Linked DNA regions of Homo sapiens: region 1 is linked to region 2. Evidence: read pairs that join two places in POLR2A ChIA-PET (ENCODE). Cell type or tissue: GM12878. All regions are shown on one strand. Links, peaks and the distances in the headings refer to the core of each region. The heading gives the core; the rest is flanking DNA.

The links. Peaks named below come from ENCODE experiments on the same cell type or tissue, not always from the same donor. Only the 100,000 strongest peaks of a DNase experiment are listed, where the experiment ranks them.
Region 1: POLR2A ChIA-PET joins it to region 2 with 7 read pairs; 2 of 35 experiments call an interaction of 5 or more read pairs at or near these places.

The regions. Positions count from the first base shown.
Region 1 is chr2:150,015,338-150,025,484 of GRCh38, reverse strand. No RefSeq gene overlaps it. Among named protein-coding and RNA genes, the nearest start is that of LINC01818, 150 kb to the left of the region's middle. In GM12878, for the core only: no CTCF peak of the experiment used is centred there; a DNase peak (open chromatin) is centred at 4,318.
Region 2 is chr2:149,888,330-149,898,476 of GRCh38, reverse strand. No RefSeq gene overlaps it. Among named protein-coding and RNA genes, the nearest start is that of LINC01931, 34 kb to the right of the region's middle. In GM12878, for the core only: no CTCF peak of the experiment used is centred there; no DNase peak of the experiment used is centred there.

The sequences.
Region 1 (10,147 bases), core at 3,281-5,780, 130 kb before region 2:
TATATATTTATATTTAATACATATATTTTATATATATATTTAATACATATATTTAATATATGTATTTATATTTAATATATATTTTATATTTATATTTATATTTAATATATATATTTTATATATATTTATATTTAATATATATATTTAATATATATATTTATATTTAATATATATTTATATTTAATATATATATTTAATATATATTTATATTTAATATATATTTAATACATATATTTATATTTAATATAGATATTTAATACACATATTTATATTTAATATATATTTAATACACATATTTATATTTAATATATATTTAATACACATATTTATATTTAATATATATTTAATACACATATTTATATTTAATATATATTTAATACATATATTTATATTTAATATATATTTAAGACATATATTTATATTTAATACATATAGTTATATTTAATATATATTTAATATATAGTTATATTTCATATATATTTAATATATAGTTATATTTAATATATATTTAATATATAGTTATATTTAATATATATTTAATATATAGTTATATTTAATATATATTTAATATATAGTTATATTTAATATATATTTAATATATAGTTATATTTAATATATATTTAATATATAGTTATATTTAATATATATTTAATATATAGTTATATTTAATATATATTTAATATATAGTTATATTTAATATATATTTTTAATATATATATTTATATTTAATATATATTTTTAATATATATATTTTATATATATTTTTAATATATATATTTTATATATATTTTTAATATATATATTTTATATATATTTTTAATATATATATTTTATATATATTTATATTATATATATTTTTAATATATATATTTTATATATATTTATATTATATATATTTTTAATATATATATTTTATATATATTCATATTTAATATATATTTTATATATATTTATATTTAATATACTATATTTAATACATATATTTATATTCTATATATATAATACATATATTTATATTTAATATATATTTAATACATATATTCATATTTAATATATATTTAATACATATATTTATATTTAATATATATATTTAATACATATATTTATATTTTATATATATTTATATTTAATATATATATTTAATATATATATATTTTATATATATTTAATATATATTTATATTTTATATATCTTTTATATATTTAACATATATATTTTATATATATTTAATATATATTTATATTTTATATATTTTATATATATAATATATATTTAATATATGTATTTATATTTAATATATTTAAAATATATTTAATATATATTTATATTTAATATATTTAAAATATATTTAATATATATTTATATTTTATATATTTAAAATATATTTAATATATATTTATATTTTATATATTTAATATATATTTAATATATATTTATATTTTATATATTTAATATATATTTTATATATATTTATATTTAATATATATTTTATATTTATATAAATATTTATATATTATAAATATATTTATATTTAATATATTATATATACATTTAATATATTATTTATATTTATATATTAAATGCAATATTATATATAAATATATATAATAAGTGCAATATTAATAATGATGGATAAGGATCTAGCTGTTAGAGTTGCAGGTTTTGGGAAATGTTCACTCATCCTGTTGCTCAATAAACATTTATTTATCAGGAAAATAGAGTCAAGGTAGGCAATAACAGCATGCAAAGTAACAACTATAGAAAAATAAAATATAAGGGAACATCAAAAAGGGAGAGAAATGACAGCAAATTCATGTGGACATGCAACATATTTATAAATATTTCTAAAATACTTTACCCATATATAAATCTAAAGAGCCTGCCCATAAAACCACACATGATGTCAAGAAGGATAAGCTTCTACAAGTTGATGAAAATATGTGCTGTGGGTATAAGCATGGATGTCAAGAACGAGACTGAAATCCTAACTACCACTTATTAGCTGTTTGACGCTGAGAAAATTATAAAAACTTTTTTTGTGTGAAGGTTTTGTGGAGTGACAGACACAAGTTTAAAATAACCTGCAATCCAGTATTAAAATAGTAAGCTGCCTAGAACAGTGCCTGGCAGGGTAATGCCTCAGAAGGTGGCTGTTATTATGACAGGTAAGAATTAACACTGCACTCAAGTTGCATGGAAAGTGCCAGAATGTGTCTTCCAGACCACAGGCAGCACAGACACTTCTCGAGAACCCTTGCCTCGACTTTCATGGAGTTTGTGGCTTCGCTCTGTGCTATGCTCCTAGGTTGACTCACTGAGACAGCTGTTTTGTTTTTTTGTTTGTTTAATCTGGTCTACATTTTAATCAAAGAATGTCTGTATGATGTATGGTTCAAGAGGTTAAACTCACTTAAAGACATTAATCCTGTATTTCCAAAGAAAGTCTTTTGCTGTTTTTGTAGTTTACATATTTGTTTATTCGGTTTTGTTCAGTTCTGAGGATATGGGGTGACTCCTGATACTGGATTGCAGGTTATTTTAAACTTGTGTCTGTCACTCCACAAAACCTACACACACACACACAAAAAAGTTACACAGACCTTCCATAACATAGCCAACTCCTTTGAACACCTCCTAGATAATAATCTAGAACATTTGATGATTATTGAGAATTTTTGAGCTAAAATTTTTTCTCTGTGGATTAGCTATGTATTCCAACACCAACTCTAGATACCTTGTTTTACCAACAAAGTCCATGTCTAATAAATATTTGTTAATTGATTTATTTTGCTGAGTGATTGCACTGTGAGGCCTCATGCAATGTCCTTATGCACAGCTGTGTAAACTCTACTGAATAAAACTAAAGCTTGCCACATTCCAGGAGTAATAAGGAGCAAGTAAGCCAAGGACCCCATCCCTAACATGTCATCCCCCAAACAGTCGTAACATCTTACTAACATAAAAGAAGCTTCAGGAGAATAAGAGCAATATGACAAAAAAGCAAAATCACTTACTCAAAGGATTAAAAGAAATGGAATAGTAAAGTATGAAAAAGTATGTGTCTATTAATAAGGGGAGGAGAGAAAGAGCTAGAGAGATCATTTTCAAAATGCAAGTTAAAATTAAACGCAATTTCATAAAGTCCCCATGGTTTCAGCTCTGCCAGTGTAAAATTTCAAATCAACATGCTAGGAGGCTGATGCACTTAAATTAGATCCCTAGATATGCTTCTGGGTTTAACAAGCGACCTTACTCCTTTACACACACACACTGGGAGAAGAAGGAATTGCTCTGCAGCAGCTAGCGTATGACAACTTTTAACTATCTCCTATGTCCTTTAGGGAGAAGGAGGAATTGCTCTGCAGCAGCTAATGTATGACAACTTTAACTATATGTTCTATGATCTGTACAACACAATCATAACTGGAGGAAAACTGAAAATCACATCTTATCATATTAACCTCTGGTCATACTTGCTCCACGAAACAATTTTGGAAAAATTAGCTTGCATGTTAGAGTTCTCAGAAAATCAGCTGGTTTTCATTTCTGACATGGAGATGATTAGTTCTATAGAAAAATGGGTTGATTGGTTTTCCCACCTTCTTTCAATCCTAAGCACTTTCCAATTTAGGTCTAAACTCATTCTTTGTACTTATGTAACAGAAGCAGAAATGGCATTATATATGCTCTTTCTTGCCTAAGCCCAAATAAGCAAGATGAAGTGACAGAAAAAGGAAGACACCGAAACTCGTTCCTGGGCTTGCTAAAATGCTATTTCCTGCAGAGGATTTTGCATGGGGGTTCCCAAAAGGCTCTTTACTTCTCTGTCCCATTATCTAGCTCTTTGATTGCTTCCTTCAATTAGTGTCCAGCCAGCGCCTTCCAACTTTGTCTCTTACCTAGAGGGAGAAAGAAATTAACTTGCAAAGGAAAGGTAAAGAGGAAGAGATGGAAAACAGGGAAGCAGTTCTGAATGCCATATTTTCATAGGAGCTGTCCAGAGCAAAAAAGTAGGTCTTGCTATCGTCAGTGATAAAAGAAACCCCATTCCCTGTGACTGTCAAGAGGCTTTGGCCTTGCTTTACAGAAATCACATTCTGGATGATTTTACAAAGCTTGAAGTGTGTCATTGAGGAGGAATACACCTTTGAGTTCAGAAGGAATTCCTCCTCTTCCCCTCTTGAGCTTAACTCAGCACAAAGGAAAAAGCTGATATTCTGGATTTCAGTTCTCACTCTGTTCCACTCTCACCTTACATGTACTTAATTTACAGTGGACTGGACTCCCGTGTCCCGAGGGAAGCACAGAGGGTGTTTTGTTTTGGGTTTTGCTTTTGTTTCTACTTTGTCTATTACTACTTCCCTGTTCCTCAGCCCATATAGAAGCAGATCTGAGAACCAGGATTTTAGTTGAGTCATTCAAAGACTTGAGCAGAAAAATATTTTAGCTGCAAAACTTAGATTGAAAAGTTTGCACTTTTTTTTTTTTCGGTACATGGTGACTGAAGTGAATACACAGCTGAAGCAAAAAAGTTTCTTCCTTCAAACACACAAAAGCACAGATACACATGCACATACAAGTGCAGTGGAATATCTGTCCCAGTTCCCGTATGCCTTATTTCCTTATTTCCTTTCTAAATTCCTGATTTTGTGTATGGTATGCTCCCATTTTTAATCTTGCCTCACTTTTGTAGACTCCTGAGTGTGCTTGATGAACTACGCTTTCTACCCACCATCCAGCTGACAGCTCTCACATGCTGGAGCTAAAGGGACTGTTTTCTGGAGAATAAAGTAGAAATACGCTAAGGAGTCCTTGTGGTTTGAATGGAAATTCCCATATGCGCCTTTAACATCCTGAGGACAATTAATTAGTTATAATGGGATAATTTAAGCAATTAAGTTTTTAACATGTATTATATTATTTCAAAACATGGAGAAAGATGGCCCTGTCAACATAAGAAGTCTGGAACATATCATGTACTTCTGTCTCTTCCAATGAGAAATTTGTAGAGAGGTCATTAGAAAAAGAAACAAGATACTCTCATAGTGATTCATTAATTTATTCACCACACAATGATTCTTTTAACAACTTCCTTCTTTTACTTATATGTAAGGCAGCACGCTAGTTAAGACCAGGACTAAGGTGAGTAGTATAAGACATTCACCACAGAGCAAAGTTGAAAGGGACATCAAAAAATTCAGTAATCAAGATAAATAATATTCCAATGCAATATTTAAAAAATAATGCAAAAGAATCCATGATTAACAAAATATCCACATTATACCTAAAACCAGGGTATGGCAAGGCCAGAATTGAAGTGACATAAATGAGATGAATTCATGCAGGCACAGAGTCAGATCTTGTCCTCACCCAAAACATGGATATTTTGTTCAGCATGAATTTATTTCATTACTTTTATTTTTGAAAATATTGTATCAAAATATTCTTTAGCTTGATTTCTGAAATTTTGGTGCCCCTTCAATTTTGCTCTCAAAGTAAATACCTCAATTACTTCATTCTAGTGTGGCATACCCTTTTAATCACCTCTTTCTAAATTCTACACCCCAGGATCAATGGTAAGAAGTGAGTTTCCCCACTGTAAAGCACTGCTGGTTACCAGGAATGTAACAGTGAAGGGGATTCACATCCTCTGATTTTCATTCTTAACAGCATTTTTTTTTTCTGAATTCTTTAGGCAATATTCAATTGTAACAAAAGACTATTTCTATAATAAAGCAACTTCTCTGTCCTCAATTGAAGAGGAAAGTTCTGATTCTCATGTATGGGCTTATTATAGCCTTAAATATATTCACATCCTTCACAACATGTATCTTCATTTTGAGTTAGAAAAATGTTTGCCGTACTCAGAGTTTCTCTCTAGTTCTTATACAAAGGACATTAGGACACCTTGTTTACAAACTTACATCTTCATACGCTAAACATGTGCTTTCAGTTGGGCAACCTGCAGTGGCCAGGAGCAGAATGATGCTGATTGGTGTTCAGTGCATGCTCTGCATTTGGTATTTGTCGCTCTAGAGTTCCCACGCCTCTCCAACAGAGTTTCCTCTGGGCAAGTGAAGAACCACATAAACTCTACCATGGAATAATGTACTAATTTCAAAATATAGCTTTAAGGAGCTCTGCTACTACAAGTTGGGCGGTATTGAATTGCCACCTAATCCTGCTTGGCCTTGGTTATTACAGTCCCAAAATGAAGGTATTATAATAAGTAAATGCACAGGAACTGTCCAGCTTTACCATTCTGCTTGTAATATGGGATCTTGCAGGTGTTCCACTATTTATGGAACAAATTTTACATAGGTCTGACTAATCATACTTGGGAAAAAGTCTTGTAAAGTGTGGGCTATTAACTAAGCACATTATGTTTAAATAAGAGTTTTGCCTAGCAAATTAAGGCTGCTGCTATTTTAAAAACTACTACCTTGATGTCAGAGAAAACTCAACCAAAGCCAGATAAGTCTGTTGATCGAGGCACATATTGAACATCAGTGCCTCTCCTTCAATTTAGAAGGATAGAAAAACAACCTGGAAAATGCCCCATTAGTAAATAGAGCCTTTGCGTTTCCTCCTTTTTTTCAAATTGTTTTTGCTAATACTATCAACTTAATGAAACTTACTGTTAGAATTTCTCCCGTTTCTAGCACTTGTGATCTTATGATTCTGCAAAGGGTAATGAAACTTCAAAAGTAAAAAGCCACTGAATTTTAAGTCATTTAATTTAAGACTTAATTTCTTGCTAATTTATTTTTGTCAAAATTAAAACCGTCTGGGTGTGCACTAGGATGAATTAGGTACTTGTGACTATTTGAATGCAGGCTTTTGTAAATAAGGAACTCTTCTCAAGTGGTGAGTGAGTTTTGCTTGCATACATATAATGCAAACCCATTATCAGGGCTCTATTATTTGTCTCAGAAGACAGCATTTTCCCTTTCCTTATAGTTAAAACAATGATACATATGGCACCATATTAAAACTTAAATAAAGTGGAAGCCAGTGGAGTATGATCTCTAGAAGTACTCATTTGGAAGTAGGAGATCCAGATGCTTCATAGTCAGCACCAGGAGCAATGACTCCAGGGACCTGGTATACTTCTCAGGGTACAGCAGTCCCTGTGTGTTTAATCTTTCCTTACTTAACTCGGACTCTCCTAGTCCTGTGAAGGGAAGGCTGTCAATGAGCAGAGAAAGGACCGGTAGGCATGCATAAAAAAATCCTTACATTCCTGAGCAGAGCATGATTTCTCTTCTACCTGGGTTATGTGGCTGTATGCAGAGGGAAACAAATACAAGTACAGGTATAGCGATGTCTAAAATGGGTTATTCTTTTAAATGTTTGTAGGAGCTCTTAAAAACACTGTTGGTTTTGCATTACAGTTTAAAGGGAAGGTGGCAATCGATAAAATCTGTCACGTTAAATGCTGGAAACTAGAAGATATGCTTGGTAATTTCCTGGAATTTACTTTTCTAAAAACGGTTCCAAGGAATAAACCTTCCCTAAGCTGATCTCCTTCCTCTGTTGTTGGTGAAAGAATATTCAGTTAGGAAAGATCATCCTAATTTGGCATAAGCAAGGTCACTGGCTTGACTTTACTGCCTGAAACCTACAAGCAAGTGGAACTTTGCTAATTTCAGTTGCATACAGTGATGCTACTGTGTCAGGTACAAGATGATTCTTCCCTTCTCCTTTCCCTTAGTACTTTAATGGAAACAGCAACATCTTCTAAGAAAAGGTTTGATTTTTTTCAATCTACTATTCAGACAACAAAAATAGAAACCATGCTATTAAAAAACATCAATGACTAAAAAGTAATAGAACAACCACCATATCTACCACCTGAATTGTCTGTCTTTCAGAGCTCTGCTGAAGCTCATGTTCTGGGCTATTTTAATCAAAGGCCAATCACCTTTCCAAAGTCTAAGAATACAAGGTGATTAGAAGGCTTCTCATTTGACAAAGAAAATTTAAGTATGAAGGAAATTTCAAGTTATTCACATGCCGTCTCCTCTTCTTATGATTTGTATCAAACATTGTAATGTGGTTTGGATGTTTGTCCTCTCCAAATCTGAGGTTGAAATTTGATGGCCCATTGTTAGAGGTGAGGCCTACTGGAAGGTGTTTAGGTGATGGCAGGGGGATCGCTCATGAATGGCTTGATGTTCTTCCCATGATAATAAGCTCACAAAAGATATGGTTGTTAAAAAAAGAGTCTGGAAACTACCCCCTCTCTCTTGCTTTCTCTCTCACCATGTGATACACCAGATCCCCTTCCCTTCCATGACAACTAAAATCTTCCTGAGGCTTTGCCAGAATCAGATGCTGGCACCATACTTCTTGTACAGTCTGCAGAACCATGAGCCAAAATAAGACTCTGCTTTACAAATTACCCAGCCCCAGATATTTCTTCATAGTGGTGCAAAATGGAATAAAACACATCAATGTAATTTCCTCAGATGAAAAGAGTAGAATCTGATTTGGAAGGCAGTTTGTATTGTGAGATTTTGGCCAAATAAATATATTCAAATCTGTGCTATCATCCATCAAATGGGTATAATAATATTTACCACAGGGTTATTTTGAGTAGAAAGCATCAAATAAAAGTTGGTAATCATCTCTTACCTTTAAATTTTCCTTTGTACTGATACTGTAGTACATCGTCTCAAAGAAAAGCAAGATATATAACGTTAGTGAGCCTATCAGTCATGGTCTAGTCAGGAAAACAGAAATGTTCTGAATATTTCACATAGAGGTTATTTTTATACATGGAATTGGCTGCAAAGATTTTCATTGAGTGGAGTAAAGGGGAAAAAACAGCGCTATCCAAAGTCCAGAAATATGCATTTACTATTGACGGTTGCCATCAATGCCACTGGAGCCTATGGTCACCTGCCATCCCCACTCCTCCTCCTGCTATTCCCAGATCTGCTGACTGCTGGAGATCACAGTCACCCATAGTCACCTGTAATTGTTGACTATTACTCCTACTGTTGGCCGGAAGCAGAAAGACATTCTCTTTCTTAGTCCTTGCAGTCCCACTGAAATGCTTCCTACTGGAAAAATTTAATAGGAACTAATTACAAAGAGAGTTTTTGGGAATGCAATTTCAGACTTCAGCCCCCTCAATACAGAATAGGGGACAAAAAGAGAGGAAGAAATGGCTGCGCACCAGCGGGCATTACCTAGAAGAACAAATAATCATGTTAGTTATCACTCTAGCACCAGGAAGCTGGCAATAATTCTGTTTCAAAGGGATAGACTGTGTTTATTTCCCCTCTCTTGCAAAAATTCCATGGAAATGTCACAAAAGATATAAGGGAACTGAAAATGAGAACAAAATCTGTGATGGTTAATTTTATGTGTCAAGTTGACTGGGCCATAGGGTGCCCAGATATTTGGCTAGATGTTATTCTGGGTGTGTCATTTAGGGTGTTTCTGGATGAGATTAACATGTGAATTAGTACAAGGGCACAGCAAATTGCCCTCCCTCTTGTGAGTGGACCTCATTCAATCTGTCAAAGGTCTAAATACAACAAAAGGCTGAGTAAGAGAGAACTGGCTCCTTCTGCCTTAACATCTTTGGGCTGTGACATGGGTCTTCCTTTGCCTTAGGCCTCAGACTTGGACTGGGACTGGAACTTACACCATCAGCTCTCCTGGGTTTCCAACTTGTTGACTGCAGATCTTAAAATGTCTCATACTGTATAATCACGAGTCAATTCCATATATTTTATATATATACATCTTCTTGGTTCTGTTTATCTGGAGAACCCAAACTAATACTAATACAGGATTCATCCATAGATTAGAAATGTTGGTAAGCTCCTAGAATAAAGAATGTAGATAGATTCATATTAATGAATTGACTCTACAGAGAAGATTGTACTTCAAAGTTGCACACAAGTCAATCACACTGGGAAGGACAGTTATCTTCACTTAGAAGGGCTCAGCAAGTTCAGCTGATCCCAAAGCCAGAAAGCAGGAAGGGGCTATAATCAGGACAATCACTAATGGCAAGTCCGTGAAATTCTTGAATAAATTATTCTTCCCTATCTTCTGTATGAAAGAAAGTAAAATATTGTTCAAGAAAGGCATGGGCTAAATATGAAGCTAAGTAAAATTTTGCATGACT
Region 2 (10,147 bases), core at 2,492-4,991:
ACCTTTGCAAATGAGCACCAATTGTAAAGAGTTTTATTTTGCATTCATATACCCAGGAAAGAGCTTTAGAAGGGTTATCAAACAATCATCTAGAAACATTGTTTTAGCCAGTTGATTTTTGCCAACCTGTGTCATTGCTGCTCTAGGGTTGGCACATGGATGAAAGATTGCAGTAACCGTGGTAAGGGATGGAAGCCGTATATAGCAAAATAGCATAGACTCTTTTGGCTTAGCTACTGCTGCCACTGAATGCTCAACCTGCTAACAACAGAGATCTATGCAGAGTTCCTGATATGGCTACATTTTTCAAGGAGAGCAACCAGCCACTTGGTGACAAGTTGATTACATTGAGAACCTTTTACTCTGAAAAGATTAGCCACTTATCTGGATTCAACACATATTCTAGGTATCCATTTGCATTTCCCGTCATTCAGTACCACTCTCTGAGGATTTACAGTGTTAACTTCACTAACATGAAATCTTGCCTAACAACACATGTAACCAAGGAATCTACTACACAGCAAAGAGGTATGCATATGCCCACAGGATCTAAAATTTTCATCACATACAGCACCATCTAGAAGCCATAGGCCTGGCAGAGCAAAAGAATGGCTTTTTGAAGGCACAACTGAGCTATCACCTTGGAGAAGAAACTGTGACAACTGGCTGCCTTTCTACAGGACCCTGGCCATTGTAGGGTGCATGTCCCCCATAGGTAGGAAACATAAGCCTTGAAAGAAGTGGTGAAAGTGAGTGTAGCCTCACTTATCATTACTTCCAGTGACCATTTGGGAAATGTGTCCTCTCTGTACTCGCTGCTCTGGGCTCTATGTGTTTTCAGGGGAAAGCTTCTGCAGGGCACACAGAAAGAGTCTCATTAAACTTCCAGCCATAGCTGTCTCCTAATCACAGAGGGCTCCTGGTGCCAAAAGACCAGCAGGCAAGAAAGGGAGTTACCTCCAGTGATAACAAACCTTGATCATCAGAAGGAGATAGCACTGTTGTTCATGAGGAAACAGAACTATTTTTGTTATCACAGTTTCCTTTAGTAGATACTATCTATGGTCATTTATTGCTGCTTCTCTGCCCTACTTTGTAATTAAATGGAATATATATATATATAGATAGATAGATAGATATAGCAATAGCTATAGCCTGAGAGGGGCCTGGGGATCAAGGACACAGGCCCTTCATAGATGACACTCTGGGACACTCCACCAGATAAGCCACCTGGGCAGAGGAGGTGCTGCCTAAGAAGTGGCAAATAAATCTAAAATGAGCAGTAATGTTGAGTACCAGTTGTGGCCGTAAGAACATTGACTGTTAGACGCACTCTATTTTGCCCCCTGAACTTCTTTTTCTACTGTGGGATCAGATGGAGTGAGATTATCAAAGCAAGAGGATCCCAGCAGCACAGGAGGGACTGTGGTGGATGTCAAGGGGCCCTATCCAGATTTCCTCTCAAAAGTCTGGGGAGCTCATTTTCCTGACAGGTGGGGGTGCTGCCCTCTGAGGGCTCACAGCTTGAATCTCTCCCCAAAACTGAAAGAAAGCTTCCTTGCTCAAGCTTATGCCCCTCATTGGGGGCAGCTTGCATCATTTCAGCATCACTTTGAAGGGCTATCTCATTCCAACGCTCCTTGAGGGTTCAGCTTGAAGCCTTTATGCAACTGCGTCACAGTTCAACTGCCCAGTGCAACTGCCGCTGCCTCCTCCCAGGTGCTGCTGCTGAGCACAGCCTTCTGTCAACTTTCTGCATGCCTGTTGCCATCAGAGACCCTGCTTTCTGAGGAACCTAAGAAAGGCATACACTCACTTGCAGGGGAGTGGTTAAGATAACAACATGGAAAACAAAACAAAACAAAAATCCATGGATCAAATTGAGTTTAAGAAGAAGGAGGAGAGGCCTCCAAACCTTATTTCAGTCATGGCTTCTATATAAAATATCATCCAAATTAGGAAGCTTCTTTCCTACTGTCACATTTTTTCAAGGTTTTCTTGGGTCTTGGGGCTTGAGTTACCCCAGGAGTTAAATTTAGACCCAGCCTTCCATGGGTTTGAGTGTGCTAACATCCTTTCTTACTCTGAGAAACAGGGGAAGTGTGTGTGTGTGTGTGTGTGTATACATGTATATATGAATGTGTGTGTATATATATATATATGCAGTATATTCTTTTGAGTTTTAAGTTCAGGGGTACATGTGCAGTTTTGTTACGTAAGTAAACTTGTGTCGTGGGGGTTTGTTGTACAGATTATTTTGTCACCCAGGTGTTAAGTCTAGTACTCATTCGTCATTTTTCCTGATCTTCTGCCTCCTCCCACCCTCCAACCTCCCATAGGCCCCAGTGTGTGTTTTTCCCCTCTGTGTGTCCATGTGTTCTCATCATTTAGGCCCCACTTACTTATAAGTGAGAACATGTGGCATTTGGTTTTCTGTTCCTGTGTTAGTTGGCTAAGGATAATGGCCTCCAGCTCCATCCATGTTCCTGCAACGGATATGATCTCGTTTATTACATATTTTTTAAATTTAATCTCACCTATGATCATAAGCCCACCCAGTCATACTTGGTAACAAATCACCATTATATTTATTGGAGTTGAGTATCAGTTGAATTCTGTATATAAAGGATTGTTTCATGAAAAAAGTTCAAAGACAGAATTAAATCACACAGGTTAAAACATCTCCATTGTGTATTCCAGTGGATTTCTCTACCACATCTCATTAATATCCCTGTATTCGCTGTGCCTATGGAGAGTCTCTAAACTTCTATTTGCCCAAGAGTAATTCTGAAAGGTTGAGTGTGAAGTAAATATTCCTTTTTGAGGTAGTGAGAGGCACAGTTCAAAGAGGACGGAGACTGAAAAGAGGATTGTTAGGTTGAGGATAGAAAGGTAAGGGGATAAAAGGGAATGGCTTGAAAGACTCTTCCAGGGAGCATGACTTCATTCAACCAAGAGAAAAAGGAGGTTAAATGGTCAAGGTGCAGTGCACAGGTTCCATCTCACCCCACAGTGAGGCCAGGTATTTCTAACATATAATTACTCCTGATTTCTCTTTTCTGAGAGCCACAGCTTGAGGAGGCGTGGAAGTGGAAAAGCCATCAATGGTCTGTAACCAGATCACTTGGGACTTAAATAACTACAAGCTGTTTAGATAACTGCTCCTCAGCCCTGCCAATCCAAGTGTTCTTAGGTGCCCTGAATTCAGCTGCATGTACTGTCCTATGAAATGACCTTTTCCAAGCCTAAAAATCAAGGGTCAAACAGTTCTCAGGGTGTTACCATCCACTCCACCTGCTCCATGTTTCTTCCCCCACTGCCCTCACCGGAAAGGCATAAGGAGGAAGGAGACTGGATCCCTATTCCCTCTAGAGCCTCCATACCACCCCTTGGTGCAGAATGGGAAATGGGGAAGTGTTTGGTTGGTGCTTGTGAGCCATTACACAAAATCTGCACCACTGGGATGTTTCACAAAGTGTTTCCTAGTTAGGGTAGCCGCAGTAACCACAGAACACGATTGATGAACCACAACCAAGCAGTTTTTCACAAGACAGACAGCTGCAGGCTCTCTACAAGATTCCATCTCGTCACTTTCTGAGCATGAGCTGCTTCAGCCACTGAGTCAGGCGCTAGATATGTAAAGAAAAAGGAAGCACAGCACCTGCATTCAAGGGGTTGGGTCTGGTGGAGGCAAAGAAGTGCTGAGAAAGGAACAGGAGGGACAGAAGTAAATAGTGTTTAGGGACTGAGGCTTTGGTGAGGCAGAGCTAGCTTGAAATCCCTGCTCCACCAATGACTGGCTGTAGAAACTTTTTAAAGGTCTTTAACTGTTTGGGTCCTCAATTTCTTAATCTGTGAAATGGGGGTGATAATCCCAGAGTTTTTTTTAAGGAAATAAAAAGGGCAAGGAAAAAGAGCTTAGCAGCATGCTTGGCATATAGAAAACACCCAATCAATGTCAGCTACTCTTATAATAATTAATTCAGGATGAGAGTAAACAAGTACTGACTGAGACACTGGCAAAACATTCTAGTCCAATGTGCTGAATTGCACAATGCCAGTCATCTGAGTTAAAACCATGGAATCTTGTCATTACTCAAACTCATTCTCTGTATTTTGATGTCTCATATTTATATGTTATTACCCTCATCACTTGTCGAGATCCCAGCAAGTGCAAACAAGCAGAAGATAAGTAAAGCTCTCCCCTCCCCTTGCCCTACACCACTGTGGACAGCAATACATTGCAGTGCTTGCAGGTGGGTTCCCAAGAACCCATGGGAGACTGGAAAGGTGAAGACCCAACACAGGAGGGGACAACAGGGGCCTCACCTTGGCCTACTTTATTTATTCTAATCTATAAACTGGATTTGTATTATAAGGAAAATAAACAAATATGTTACCTTCTAAAATGAGAACATATTTTAATAGTGACCTTCCTTGTATATGCTGTTTTAAAGTAAAAACAACTTGTTAATAGTTTGGGTTAATATTTTTGGCCGGGCGTGGTGGCTCACACCTGTAATCCCAGTACTTTGGGAGGCCGAGGCGGGTGGATCACGAGGTCAGGAGATCGAGACCATCTGGGCTAACATGGTGAAACCCCGTCTCTACTAAAAATACAAAAAATTAGCTGGGCGTGGTGGTGGGCGCCTGTAGTCCCAGCAACTCGGAAGGCTGAGGCAGGAGAATGGCATGAACCCGGGAGGTGGAGCTTGCAGTGAGCCGAGATTGCGCCACTGCACTCCAGCCTGGGCAGCAGAGTGAGACTCCATCTCAGAAAAAAAAAAAAAAAAAAATTGTAGGAGACCTTCCAACACTCTTAAAATCACACTGAATAGCTGTTGCCTCTTTTACCCATGCCTGGTACTTGTTCACAACCGCAAATACTTCCAAATTACCACATATGAAGACAATATCAAGTACATTACTTTTTTGAAAAATTTGAAGACTTGCAGAGATAATATTATAAGGTATTGCAGGAAATGCAGTTCTGATATCTCAGAGGTTAACCAGTGAGTATGTTTTAGTAGTTCATAGGCTGTGTGATACTTATCTTGGATATTATCATTTGAAAACAAAATGCATTGTAACAGAAGAAACAGTTCAATCTAGATGATATACTCCATCTGGAATCAAATACTCTACAGGATAATTGTCCCCTGAAAAATTCAGGTGTTTAGGAGTGTTTTATTTAAATTCAACTCTGGCTTTATAATTAAAATTATCATTGTCTGGCCAGGTGCATGGCTCACACCTGTAATCCCAGCACTTTGGGAGGCCAAGGTGGGTGGATCACCTGAGGTCAGGAGTTCGAGACTATCCTGGCTAACATGGTGAAACCCTGTCTGTACTAAAAATACAAAAATTAGTCTAGCATGGTGGCGGGCGCCTGTAGTCCCAGTTACTTGGGAGGCTGGGACAGGAGAATTGTCTGAACCCGGGAGGTGGAGGTTGCAGTGAGCCGAGATGGTGTCACTGCACTCCAGCTTGGGTGACAGAGCAACACTTCGTCTCAAAAATAAAAAAAAAATAAAAAATTATAATTGTCTAAACAAAACCAGTTTTTTTTTTTTTTTGGCTTCAGAGCATTTGTTGGCAAATGATTATTTGGTTTAGCAATTGTTTCAGACAGTTCAAGATGTATGCCTTGAAAAAGAGCCCTGTGTTCAGACCATAACCTTTAAGAGATGAGAGGAATAATCTGAACCTGTAACAGCACCGACTGCTGTGTTCCTGAGTATAAATATTCCTGTCTTCAGCTGGCATTTAGCATTATAAAAGAAGAATGATGTCCTCTATTACAGCTAGGAAAGAATCATCAATTCAGTTTACAGGAAGATTTTCTAGGTCTTTGTGTCAATCATTTCATAAAATTATTGATTAAAAGAAATAGAAAAGGAGTGAAATGGCATAAATAATAGAAAAACATTGAAAACCTGCATACACTCAGTGTTTCTGAGCTTATGATGCAGATCTCAATTCAAATTTAACCTTCAAGCACAAATGTCAGAGAATGTGCCCTCACTTGACTGAACATCCAAGGACAATCAATTTCATTCCATCTACTTAGTACACAATTAGACACCCATTATACAAAATACCAAAATCTAGGATTCAGATACTGATAGATTTATCTTTTTACTTGAATATTAAATTACCTGAATATTAAAAAGAGTACACCTTGTAAATATGCAGCTTGAAGACTTATCACATAGTGAACATACAAAGTAGATTCCATCAGAAACAGTACATTATCAGACCCCAGAAGCCTCTTCTGTGTCTCCTCTAAGTAATTCCTTCTCTCTTCAGAGGTAATAGTGTCTTATTTCTAATGCTATAGATTATTTTTTTCTCTCTGGGAACTTTATATAAATCAAGTCATACAGTGTATGTGATTGTGTGCTTGGCTATTGTTCACCAGTATAGCTATGAAAATCATCCGTTTTTGTACCAGCATAGCTATGAAAATCATCGTTTTTGTACATACATAGTTCATTTATTTTCATTGCTGAAAAAGATTCTACTTTATAAACACACAAAAATCTTTAGTCACTCCTTCATTGGTGGACATTTGAATTGTCTTCAGCTTGGGGATACTACACAAATAATCTTGCTCTGATATTCTTGTACAGGTCGTCAGAGGACACGTGCAAGCATTTCTGTAGAAGATATACCTAAATGGAAAAGTGCGGGTTCGTGGATAAGCACATTCAACATTGTGAGTAGACAATGACAAATGATCTTCTCAAGTAAGTGTACAAATTACACTCTCTCCAGCCGTTCATGGGCGTTCCCATGCTCCATCTCTTCACCAATGCCTGGCAAGGTGAGTTTGTTTCATTTTTTTCATCATTCTGGTGGTCATGTAGTTATAATTCCTGGAGATTTAAATTTGTGTTTCCTTGATGATTAAAGAAGTTGGGGGATTTTTTTCATATATTTGTTGACCTTTTGAATAAGCTTCTAACAATAGTCAAGTTTCTCGCCCATTTTTCTATTGGGTTATCTACCTTCTTACTGATTTGAAGGAATTCTGAAGAACAGTCCTTTTTTAGATTACATATGCTACAAATATTCTCTCCCCCTCTTTGACTTACTTTTTCACCTTCTTAGTGGTATCTTTTGATAAAGACAGGTTCTTAATTTTAATATATTGACAAAATGTCAGTCCTTCCCTTGATGATTATTATATTTGCATTTTTTTATCCCAACAACAGACACATATTATCCTAAGTAACTTTTTAAAGTCTGCATTGTTTTTACCTTTCTCAGTTAGAGTTTAAATAGAACTAATGTTTGAAACATTAGTTTCAAACTAGTGTTACGAAACAATGGTTAAATTTTATTTTTTCATTTGAATACCCAAATGATATTATTGAAAATACTTTCTTTCTTCATTGCTCTGCTGAACTATTTTGTCATAAACCAAGTATTCACGCACGCTTGGGTTAGTTTTCATCCTCTCTATTCTGTTCCTTTGGGTCTTTGTCTATTCTCACACTAATAGTATATTTGTTTAATTATTATATCTTTATCTGCTTATCTATTTTTAAGTCCTGATTTTTTATTCTCTTCTTCAATATTATCTTTGCTGTTCTCGGTTCTTTGTTTTCCATATACATTTTAGAATCCATTTACTCATTTTCATTAAATAATTCTGCTTAGATTTGTAGGGGGTTCATTAATTTCATAGATAGATTTGGGAGAGAATTCTCAAAATTTGACATAACTCTTCATTGATTGAGGTCATCTTTAATTACCTGTAATAATGTCTAAAATATTTATATAAAGACCATGAAACTGTTAGAGTTAATGCAATTATATCTAAGCTATTTTATACGGATTTAACCCTGGCTGTTTAGATCATTTAATTTAGATTTAATCCTAACAAATTATGCAATTATTATAGTATTTTGAAAGTTTTATTTTTGTTTTTGGTGTGTATAAATACAATTGCTTTTTATAGATTAACTTGCATTTGGCACTACATTAACATTATGTATTAATTATACTAATTTATCTATATATTTCTTTGGACTTTCTGCATGGACAATCATGCAGAAAATAATATGTAAACTATTAACCGTAAAATAATATCTACTACCTAATTTAATGGAAACTAAAGTTGCTTATGCCCGAAACCTTGGAGACATTCTTGACTCCTTTCTTTTACTTATATCCCACATTCACGTTATTTTAAAAACCCTACCGGTTCTACCTTGAAAATAGGTCCAGAATTACCCCACTTTTCATCACTTTCACTGAGGCACCATCATCTCTTACTGGAATTGTTACAACAGCCCTCTAACCGGTCTTTCCCCTTCCATGTGTGACTTGTCTTCAACCAACAAATGACAGAGCCTCCACAGTGATCTGCTAAAAAAAAAAAAAAAAAAAAAAATCTCACTTGCAAAAAGTGAGATTGTGTTACTCTTCTGCCCAAAATTTGCCATTCTTTCCATCTCACTCAGTAAAAGCCAAAGTTGTTACAGCAGTCCAGCAGACCCGACTTGATCTGTGTCTTTATTACTTCTCCTACCTCAGCTTCTCTCTCCTCTGCTTATTGCCCAGCCTTCCTGACTTGGCTTCTATTTTTTAGACAAGCAAGAAACCCTCCTGCCACAGGACATTTGCACTTGTTATTTTCCCTGCTGGGAATATTTTCTCATTTTCTCCAAATATTTTCTCAGAGAGGCTTTCCCTGACCCGTTTAAGGTGTAAGCTGTCCTTGGATCATCAGATCTTTCTATCCTCCTATTTTTGCTTAATATTTTTCACAGCAATATAACTCACTAGCATATTTTATAGTTTATTGGTTGTCTCTCTCCACTAGAATGAAATATCCGTAGACTGTGATTTTTGTCTCTTTTTTTCTCTGCTGTATCTTCAGTGTCTTATGTAGTGCTGTGAACATATCTGGTACTCTCTAAATATTTATGTAATGAATTAATAAGACATGTACTTTTAAAAATGCAAGAGAATTCAAGTATTAGTTCCAGCTGGATTTATCAGGGAAGGCTTCTGAAAGTAGGTGGGATTTGAACTTAGTAATTAATTGAAAAATATTTATTAAGTATTAAATGTATACCAGAGACTATGACAGTCAATGACAATCATGGGGAAAAAAAAAGTCTAGTTTCTAATTTGTAACAAACAAGCTTGCCTTCCTCTCCAACACATGTAGTCACTAAGCCTCTTCCTTTATGTTAAAGAGATTTAGAAGAACAATTTTAGAAAGTCATATGGCTTTCTTCATTTACCAATGGAAGCTTAATGCCATTAACATTGAACTTATTTTGTATTTTTCCTGTATCTTTCTTCACTCTTCAAATTAGACTGTTAAAGAATACACTTTTTAAAACTTTACTGTTGAGTTTTTAAAAGAACTCTAAATATTATGCATTAAGTCAACTGCAAAACATGGCTTCTTAGACTTTTGGCTAAGATCAAGTGAATTCAACTGCAAACAAATAAATTACAGAACAGCAATAAACATCAGATTTCAATGGACTTGTGTGGGACTAGTCTTCTAATTATGGAAAGAAAGGTAAATAATCCTACCTAACATTTGCTATTCTGTACACAAACTTACTCATGGGGCAAAGAGGTTAGGAGTTATAACGATATAATTTTTTTCCTTATTCTTTCTATTTCAATAGAAAAGATGTATAGCATAACAGAATTTGCAATTTAAAAGTCACAATAATATTTAATGGTTGTTCAAACAATGTGGATATTAAGAGTTGATCAGATTAGAGATTCATCTCATGATGTTGGAGAAAGATTTTATAGACCTTAGCAAAACTTGAGTTATCTACTCTTTGTATTATCAACTAACCATTCTTAGATCAATATTTTGACTTTTTCAGTCTTGATAATATCTAAAAAAAAATACGTTAGCATTTTTGCTTCTTTTGAGGTTGTAACTTGTTGAATTCGTTGTACTTTATAATTTACAAAGAAACTTTTCATGCATTAGCTCCGCTAATCTATAAATCACTCTGTGAGTTTGGCATGAGTGTCCTCATTCTATAGAAGGGAAAAATGAGTCTTACAGGAGTTAACTGAGTTTTTGGAGGGCAACAGCAAGAAATGTAAAAGCTGTGAGTTGAAATTAGGCCTGCTGGCAGTAAGACTCCATGGTTCT